2 separate regions of the Homo sapiens genome follow, and region 1 is linked to region 2. Evidence: chromatin loops called from intact Hi-C (ENCODE). Cell type or tissue: OCI-LY7. All regions are shown on one strand. Region 1 has its middle 66 kb from the start of ST3GAL5-AS1. Region 2 overlaps POLR1A (RNA polymerase I subunit A).

Region 1 (4,000 bases), 110 kb before region 2:
GGGGTCCATACCACACCCTCAGATACCCCCACCTTCCTGTCACTCCAGTCATCCTGCCGGACATCAGTGACCAGTGATGTGCTTACAGAAGAGCCATAGTGGCATCTATGGTCCTAGGTGGCTTAGATCTGGGGAAGGCCTACAGGGCTGGCTGTGCAAATACAGCTATTTATTGTGAGCAGCTTGCAGCTTCAATGTCTTTTGCTTCTTTCCAAATCACCAAGCACAGAGCAGAGAATGAAGGAATTGTCTCATGAATGCCATTTGGAATGGCTGTGTTTGCTATAGAGCACTGCCATCCTTTTGCTAGAGTCTCTGCCTCATGTCTAGGGAGATCTCACAGTTGGGGGTGGGGGGTGACATGAAGCCATTTGAGGGTGGCTATGCTCTGATACCGGAGCTGGTTGGGCCCCCAGGCATGTGAGGAGGAGCCAGGGAAGGGAAAGAAAGCACCTTCTGCCTGCTTCCTTGCTTCCTCGTTCTCTTCCTGCCCTTTCACAGCCCCGTGGACACCACTTCTGAGTGGCCTCCCTCCTGTTCACAGGCACCTCTGAGATTTCCTGGCTGACACATCGCATCTCCCTCTGGCCACAGCCAAGCAACACCAGATGTCTGCAGTAGCAGTAACACTTTGGATTCCTGATGGAAAACTCCAAGACGAGCCTCTGTGAAATACCTGCTTCATTTTGGCTTCATTTTCATGCCTCATTATCTGACCCATTTACTTCTTACCTCAGGGCACAGACCACGGCTGTGACACTCCGTAAAATCCTGTGGGATGGGGAAGAGTGAAAATGACACACCGGTGGGGCAAGGTGGCTCATGCCTGTAATCCTAGCACTTTGGGAGGCCGAGGCGAGTGGATTACCTGAGATCAGGAGTTCGAGACCAGCCTGGCCAACATGGTGAAACCCTGTCTCTACTAAAAATACAAAAATTAGCCAGGCGTGGTAGTGGGTACCTGCAGTCCCAGCTACTCTGGAGGCTGAGACAGGAGAATCGCTTGAACCCGGGGGGCAGAGGTTGCAGTGAGCTGAGATGGCACCACTACACTCCAGCCTGGGTGAAAGAGTGAAACTCTGTCTCGGGGGGGAAAAAAAAAGACACAGACCTCTCAGGGCATGGCTGCTTAGGAGGCTATGAGGCTCTTGCAAGATTTTCCCCATTTTTCATGGCTGCCCTCAGAGAATAGAATTGCCACAATTTTAAGGATAAAGAAACAGGCTTGGAGAGGCCAGAGGCTTGCCCAATACCACACACACAGGGGTGCCTTTGTGTTTCTGGGTCAATGCTGTTTTTCACACAGACTGGACCTCATGGGGGTCAGGAGCAGTGGGACCACCTCGTGCTCTCTCCGCGCTCATACCTTCTCATGGTGTCAATCTCCCCTTCCCTCCCAGACAGAGCAATGCATGCTTGCCACCTTGATGGTGCAAGCATCACTAGATCTGAATTTGAGGTGAGGAAATTCAAGGCAACCACAGTACACGTTGTCCCCCGTCGGACCCAGGGAAAGGCACTTGAGACAGGAGCAGGCCTGTGGTGCTCTTGGCACAAGGCAAAATGGAGGAACAGGGTGGTGGTGGCAGGGTGCCCTAACCTGGTCTTGGGGGGTTTAAGAAGTTCCTGTTTTGAAGTGTTTCAATAGCCAGTGAGAGTGAGCCATGGAGAATAAAAATGTACAAGTAAACAGTCGTTCCACTTATACACAGTTAAGGACTTGTGGGAGGGGGGCAAGTTCCAGTTTTTCAACATAGTTTCTGATTGAAAGTGCCATTGTAACCCTCATTATGGCCACCAGCTTAAATTTGAGGGCTCCCGTTGCCCTGGAATAAACCCCTAGTTTTCAGACTTCCTGGAGCCACCATCCTTCATCTCTTCTGTTTACTTTTTTCTCTTCTGTTTAAATTGGAGGGCCATTTATGCCCTCCCCTTCTCCTTGCTGAAGTTGTGTACACAATGACTGGCACAGAGGTGTTTCTACCTGCACAGGCTCATGACATTCTCACAGTCAGCCCATAGATCGGTTTCTTCTCTCAATCTCAGAGATAAGGAAACTGAGGTCTTAAGTGGTTAAGTCATTTGTCCCAGGTCGCCTGGCAGCAAGTTGTACCCACAGTGCTAGCCAATGTCTCGCTGACATGTGTGGGCACCACATGGGCCCATCCATGGTCAGGGACTTTTCCTGGCTCTGCCCATAGCATCCTCATTCGTCTTGTTTGCTTATATGTTTCTTACAACTACCTCACAGCCTCAACCATGTCTTTAAAATTATTCAATTATTCATAGAGCTGGATTTACAAGTCTAGGTCTCCTTCGTCAGGGGTGGCCTTCTCCGCTCCTCCTCCTCCTCTCTGGAGGTGGTTTCATCACAGACTGTAAAGGTTCTGTAAAAAATAATCTAGTCCGTCTGCCTGAAGCAGTTCTCCCCCTGCACCAGTGACTCCTGCTATGGTATACTGGGGTAGTTACAGGATTTTTTTTTTCTTTTTTTTTTTCGAGACAGAGTCTTGCTCTGTCACCCAGGCTAAAGTACAGTGGCACGATCTTGGCTCACTGCAACCTCCACCTTCCAGGTTTAAGCCATTCTCCTGTCTCAGCCTCCTGAATAGCTGGGATTATAGGCACATGCCACCACACCCAGCTAATTTTTGTATTTTTAGTAGAGACGGGGTTTTACCATGTTGGTCAGGCTGGTCTCAAAATTCCTGACCTCAAGTTCTCCACCCTCCTCAGCCTCCCAAAGTGCTGGGTTTACAGGCGTGAGCCACCGTGCCCGGCCCTAGTTACAGATTTTATTTGGCTTTCCCATTCTCAGTCCTCTAGTAACAATGTTCCTCCTTTTTTTTTCCTTTAGGGAATTGTCTTTTCTCTAATCCTAATCCATATGGCTCAGCTGTCAATCACAGTCCTCCTCTATCCCCTGACAACAGAGGAGAGATGTGTGACTGAGGCCTGGCCGAGCAAAAGACTCGATCCCTCTGGCCATTGTGATTGGTTCAGGGACAACTTCGTGGTCAAATGATTACAATTTTACCCTCTCCAAGCGGTGACACAATGAATAGGCTACAGTGGTACCAATGTCAGTTTTCATTTGCCCAGTTATTCCCACAAGATAAATATCTGGACTGTAATTGCCGAGTTATACATATATACATTTTAAAGGCTGGTACATTTTGTGAGATTGCCCCACAGATAGGTTGGTGCAAATTTACACCATTCCAGCAATACGTGGGAGTCTGCTTTGCACACCCTAGCAACACCTGGTGTTGTCAGTCTTTAACATTTGCCAGTTTGATAAGTGGAGACAGCTGTTGAAACCTGTTCTCGATTCTGGGCCTCCCTTGGGTCATGTTCCCACATGCCTGTCCCTAATGTTGCCTCCTCGGACCTTATTTCTAAATCTCTTGCCTGCTTCTTTATCCAACTTTATTGGTCTGCTTATAACCTGGTGTCACTGTACTAGACTAGAAAGTGGGTCTTTATCATATATATATGCCTTTTCTCTTGAAACTCCTTGCAGGTGCTAAGAACGGTTTTGGAATCTAATAATTATTTGTCAGATGAATGAATGGAAACTCCTCTGTGATTCACCCATTTCCTATTCACTGAGTGGTGCCATGTGGTTGGGTCAATGCGAACCTGGGGAGATGAATGCCCAAGAACACCAGATTTCAAGAATCCCAATATTGTAATGGTTATATTGGATGCTTAACATGATAATGGAGCATGACTATCCCATTCCAGGAAATGACACTCCCCACAGGAAGTCCTTGGTTAACCAGTCTTTAGTGATGGTCTGCCATGTCTCTAGTGTGGAGTCAAAGGACCCAGTCCCTGGTCTCAAGCGACTGAACATCAGTGTGAGAGGCAAAACTAACGAAAGAAGGATTTTGAGTTTAAGTGGCATCTGAATCAGGTGGCATTTATGAAATGCAATCCTTTGGGAAAAATAGAACATATAGTGGACTGGAAACGCTTGAGAATATTTTCTAAAAGA
Region 2 (4,000 bases):
GATCCCCAGTCTCCTGAACCTTATCTGTCGGGTCTGTGTTCACGGCAACATAACGCACGCTGAAGTAAAAATAGCTATGCTCACTGACGTTCTTTAAGATGTAGATTTTGTAAACTTTTCAATGTTTATAGGAATTTGAGAAAAACCTGTGCCTTGGATATAAAGATTATTAATCATTTGATTATTTGTTAAATACTAGCCAACAGTATGGTCATGTTTTATAACTAAGGCTAAGGGAACTCACAAATGCAGTCTGGGAGAAGCACCAGAAATTTAACCATATGTACTAACTCAAAGGCTAAAAAAGGATCCTTGTCAAATGGTCTAAACACTACAGTGATGGGCTCTATGTAAACTCAAAGATAACGATTACAGATGGGCTGGAAAGGTGGCACAGACCTAAGGCAAGATCAGATGGAGCACACAGCCCCTCTTATGAAGGCTTTCACTTAATAATGTACATAAAAAAATTATACTCTACCTCTTGTTGCCTAGATGGTCTTATTTTGCTTGGGGGAAAAACCCAAACCAGTATTATGCATTTGACTCATCTCACAGTCTTTGGGGGGCAGATACTGATTTTTCCTTTTGTTTTTTTCCTTAAAGAACATAATTACAGGTTCTGTGATCTATTCAGTGCCTTTTCCTCTCTCTGTCCAGATTTTTCCATGACTAGACAATTACTTTGATGGCTAAATCATTTTCAATGCAATCATCACAAATTCTATGGCAGAATGCTGATTAAAGCAATTACTAAAGGTCTACTTATAATTCTAAATTTCCTAACTCCTGCTTAGGATCAGAAAGAACACCTCTGAATCAAAACCCCAGACAATTGTCAGCTTTACTATTCTCCTTAATAGCAAAATGACATTACAATTAATGTCTCTGGTTAGGATGCTTTGTGAATAGGGTATCCCTGTAACTTGAATTTTCTAGCTGACTAAGTAGAAGTCAGGAAACATATCTGAAGCCTTGCTTAAAAACTTTCCACAAAGTATGGGCCCTCAATAAATAAACAGAAGGAAAAAAAATTAGTCCAAAAAGTAACACATAAATGAAAAGTTTAACTGTTTTCATGGAAAAGAAATGAGTTCCATTCAACTCCTATTTTAAGTAAAAAGACGCCACAAAACTCTACTAAGTACATAAAACCAACGACAAAATGTACTTTAATTCAGTATTATGGTTACTTAAGGAAGATAACCTGGTAATAGAGAAGAAATTGAATTATAAATAAAGAAATATGGAAACTAAGGGAAATAAAGATATGCTAAGAAAAATTACCTCAAAATACTGGTTTTCCTAGTTTAACCAAATCAGCTCTTGTCCTTTTAGGACTCTGCCAATAAAGACATGTTGCATTTTTATAACCATTAGCAAATATAAGGATTCCACTTCTTGGCATTTACACCAAGGACTAAATAAAATTTATCAAGAATCAAAAGCTCTTTACCTCCGACAAAAGAAAGTGAATGAAAGTACAGTGAATCTTCAAGCCATCTCCCATAAGCTTTTTTCAATAAATTAATTTATTGACATTAAGTTTATTTACCTGTGTTCTCCTGCCTCCCTTAAGTGTACGCCCAACCTAAAACTCATAGGCATATTAGCATGTGATGAGGTCCACTTGGATTTATATGTCAGCCCACTGCAGGACACAATGTAAGCATGAAGTCTCCTATGGCTTTGCACCGTATTCAATCAAAATCAAGCACAGCACATTCAAGGTCACTGGTCTGAGGACTTCAGAGCACCTCAACTCCCCACATAGCTAATGCCTCAGGTCACTCTGCCAGCAAAAAACCATCTGCTGCTCCCCGGTAGTGTCCCCTCTGGTGAAATATGACTCGGCTGCTATAGAGTCAGAGACCCACACAGTTCTGGCAGCCACTTCCTGTCACCTGCCTTCCCTTAGTCCCAGCCTTGGCTGTCGAGTGGGGCTAAGAACACGCACAGCCAAGCACATGGGCGGGGGGGGGGGGCGGGTGTCGTCCAAAGCTGCTGGGTTCAAGTCTTGGCCTCATTGCTGGCTGACATATTACTCACTTGGTGTTTCCTTGTCTGAAAATCACACCAACCTCATAAGGAAGGGAATGTCTGCAAACTGCTTACAGCAGTGCCTAAGGCCTGTGACCCACTTAATAAATGGCAGCTTTTACTGCCACCACCACAGAGCCACATTATTATTTAAATGAAAACATAAAAAGCCACTTTTCAAATTAGCAAATGTATTTTTTTTAATTTCCAAGTAATCTGGGTAGGCCCTTCACCACTTCTTCCTACATTTAGTCCCTTTGCTAATCCACAGCCAACAAAGGTGGGCAGAGAAGGGAAAGGCCAACTCAAACAACCGGGACCCTTGTGAAGCCACAGTGGTGCATCTGGTGGGAAAAGGGTCCGGGATGCCGGGCTCCTGGCCACCTGCCTGATTCCTTCGTGGCAGACGGCTGATGGGAATAGAGAAGCTCCAAGGAGCAGAGGATGCTGATTGACACTAGGCATCTCTGAGCAGCCCCTGGCACTCCCTGTGCACAGAGGTCTCCATCTCTGTGGTAGCACAAACCCTAGGAAGATCCAGGAACTCCTTGTCCTTCCTGCTGCTTCTCAGCTGAGTGTCCTTGGACAAGTTACACGAATCCTTCAAGTGTAAAATGTGGACATGAATAGCACCTACCTCCAAGGACTGTGGGGAGGGTGAAATGAGGAGCCTCTAAAGTGCTCTCTGCACAGTGTATGGCACTGAAAAAGTACTTGGGAAATGGGAGCCTTGGTTTGACGTTACGATTATTCTTCATACTCCACCACAATCCAAATGAATGATGTATAACTATGAATCATTGTGGCGCAAATGGCTTATAATTTAGGAGGACTCAGACCTTTGGGTGGGTGGTGAGGGTGAAGGAGGCACTGGAACACACTCTGTCTTCTTTCCTGCAGCCTGCCTCTTTCCCCGCTCTGTCCCTCCCATGAGCACATGCTAACTCAGGCCCCTGCCACTCCTGGCCAAGAGTCAGCTGCTAAGGAGACGGGGGAGGAAGTTCTATCCTTCCCTCGTGTCCCTCTGGACAGCTGTGACCACAAGGGGTTGCCCTTGAGGAGTGAACTTGGAGAAAGAAGGAAAGGATTCAAAGGGGACAGAAGATGCCTTCACGGGCTGCTGCGGGATCTCTTCTGGGCCCTTGGGGTTAGGCTGCTTCTTAAAACTCATGTTTGTCAGAACAAAGGATCAAAGTCATCAGTGGACCATGAGAACCATTACAGTGTTGGGATGCTAATGCTAGCCGGGGGCTACTAAGTTGCAGAATCCAAATTTAAGTGCTGAACACAAGACCTATCACACAGTTATTAAGGTTGGCTTTCTGGGATGGCTATCACAATTTCTGTCCTGATTTACATTTTACAACGCAGCAAAACAGAAACATTTCCCAGCCTCTAAGCCACTAGATGGGCTAAAAGCCCCACCTGGGAGAAACCAGGACCCTCCATTCCAGGCGCCCCTGTCCTGGAGCTGCCCAATGACCCCAGGGGCTGGCAGGGCCCAACTTAAAAGTGCTAAGTCATGCTGACGATGACCACGGAACAGCCTCAAGGCCAGACCTACCTTGGGAACAAGGTACTGCTGATCAGTGCAGGCCAGGACGTAGGCCTCGGCCCGGCCCAGCTCACTCTGGGGGAAATGGGCATTCATCTCGTCTCCATCAAAGTCGGCATTATAGGCCTTGCAGTTGGCATAGTGGAGCCGCAGCACTTTCTCTTCAGGCAGGATGCGGGCACGGTGGGCCTGGATGGAGGGTCTGTGCAGTGTGGGCTGTCGGTTCAGTAGCAGAATGTCCCCATTCTTCACATGCCGGCACACCTGGGAACAGAGTGGACAGGTGGGTGATCAGTGCAAACGTCAGTATCACCACGGCTCTTTCCAAGTGCTCACCTCAGCTTGACCAAGGTGTGGCTTTTGTCTCACGTTCTAGTTAACTAAATGCAAGGGGAATTTTTCATC

Evidence for each region. Peaks named below come from ENCODE experiments on the same cell type or tissue, not always from the same donor. Only the 100,000 strongest peaks of a DNase experiment are listed, where the experiment ranks them.
Region 1: a loop joins it to region 2, with 2.1 times the contacts of the local background. A loop is called at or near these places in 1 of 110 quality-filtered maps.

What each region holds. Positions count from the first base shown.
Region 1 is chr2:85,953,140-85,957,139 of GRCh38, forward strand. No RefSeq gene overlaps it. Among named protein-coding and RNA genes, the nearest start is that of ST3GAL5-AS1, 66 kb to the left of the region's middle. In OCI-LY7, no CTCF peak of the experiment used is centred here; no DNase peak of the experiment used is centred here.
Region 2 is chr2:86,066,414-86,070,413 of GRCh38, forward strand. It overlaps POLR1A (RNA polymerase I subunit A), which reads right to left. Exons shown (of 34, transcript NM_015425.6): 13 at 3,605-3,859. Among named protein-coding and RNA genes, the nearest start is that of POLR1A, 37 kb to the right of the region's middle. RefSeq lists a silencer at 1-140 and an enhancer at 3,059-4,000. In OCI-LY7, no CTCF peak of the experiment used is centred here; a DNase peak (open chromatin) is centred at 1,888.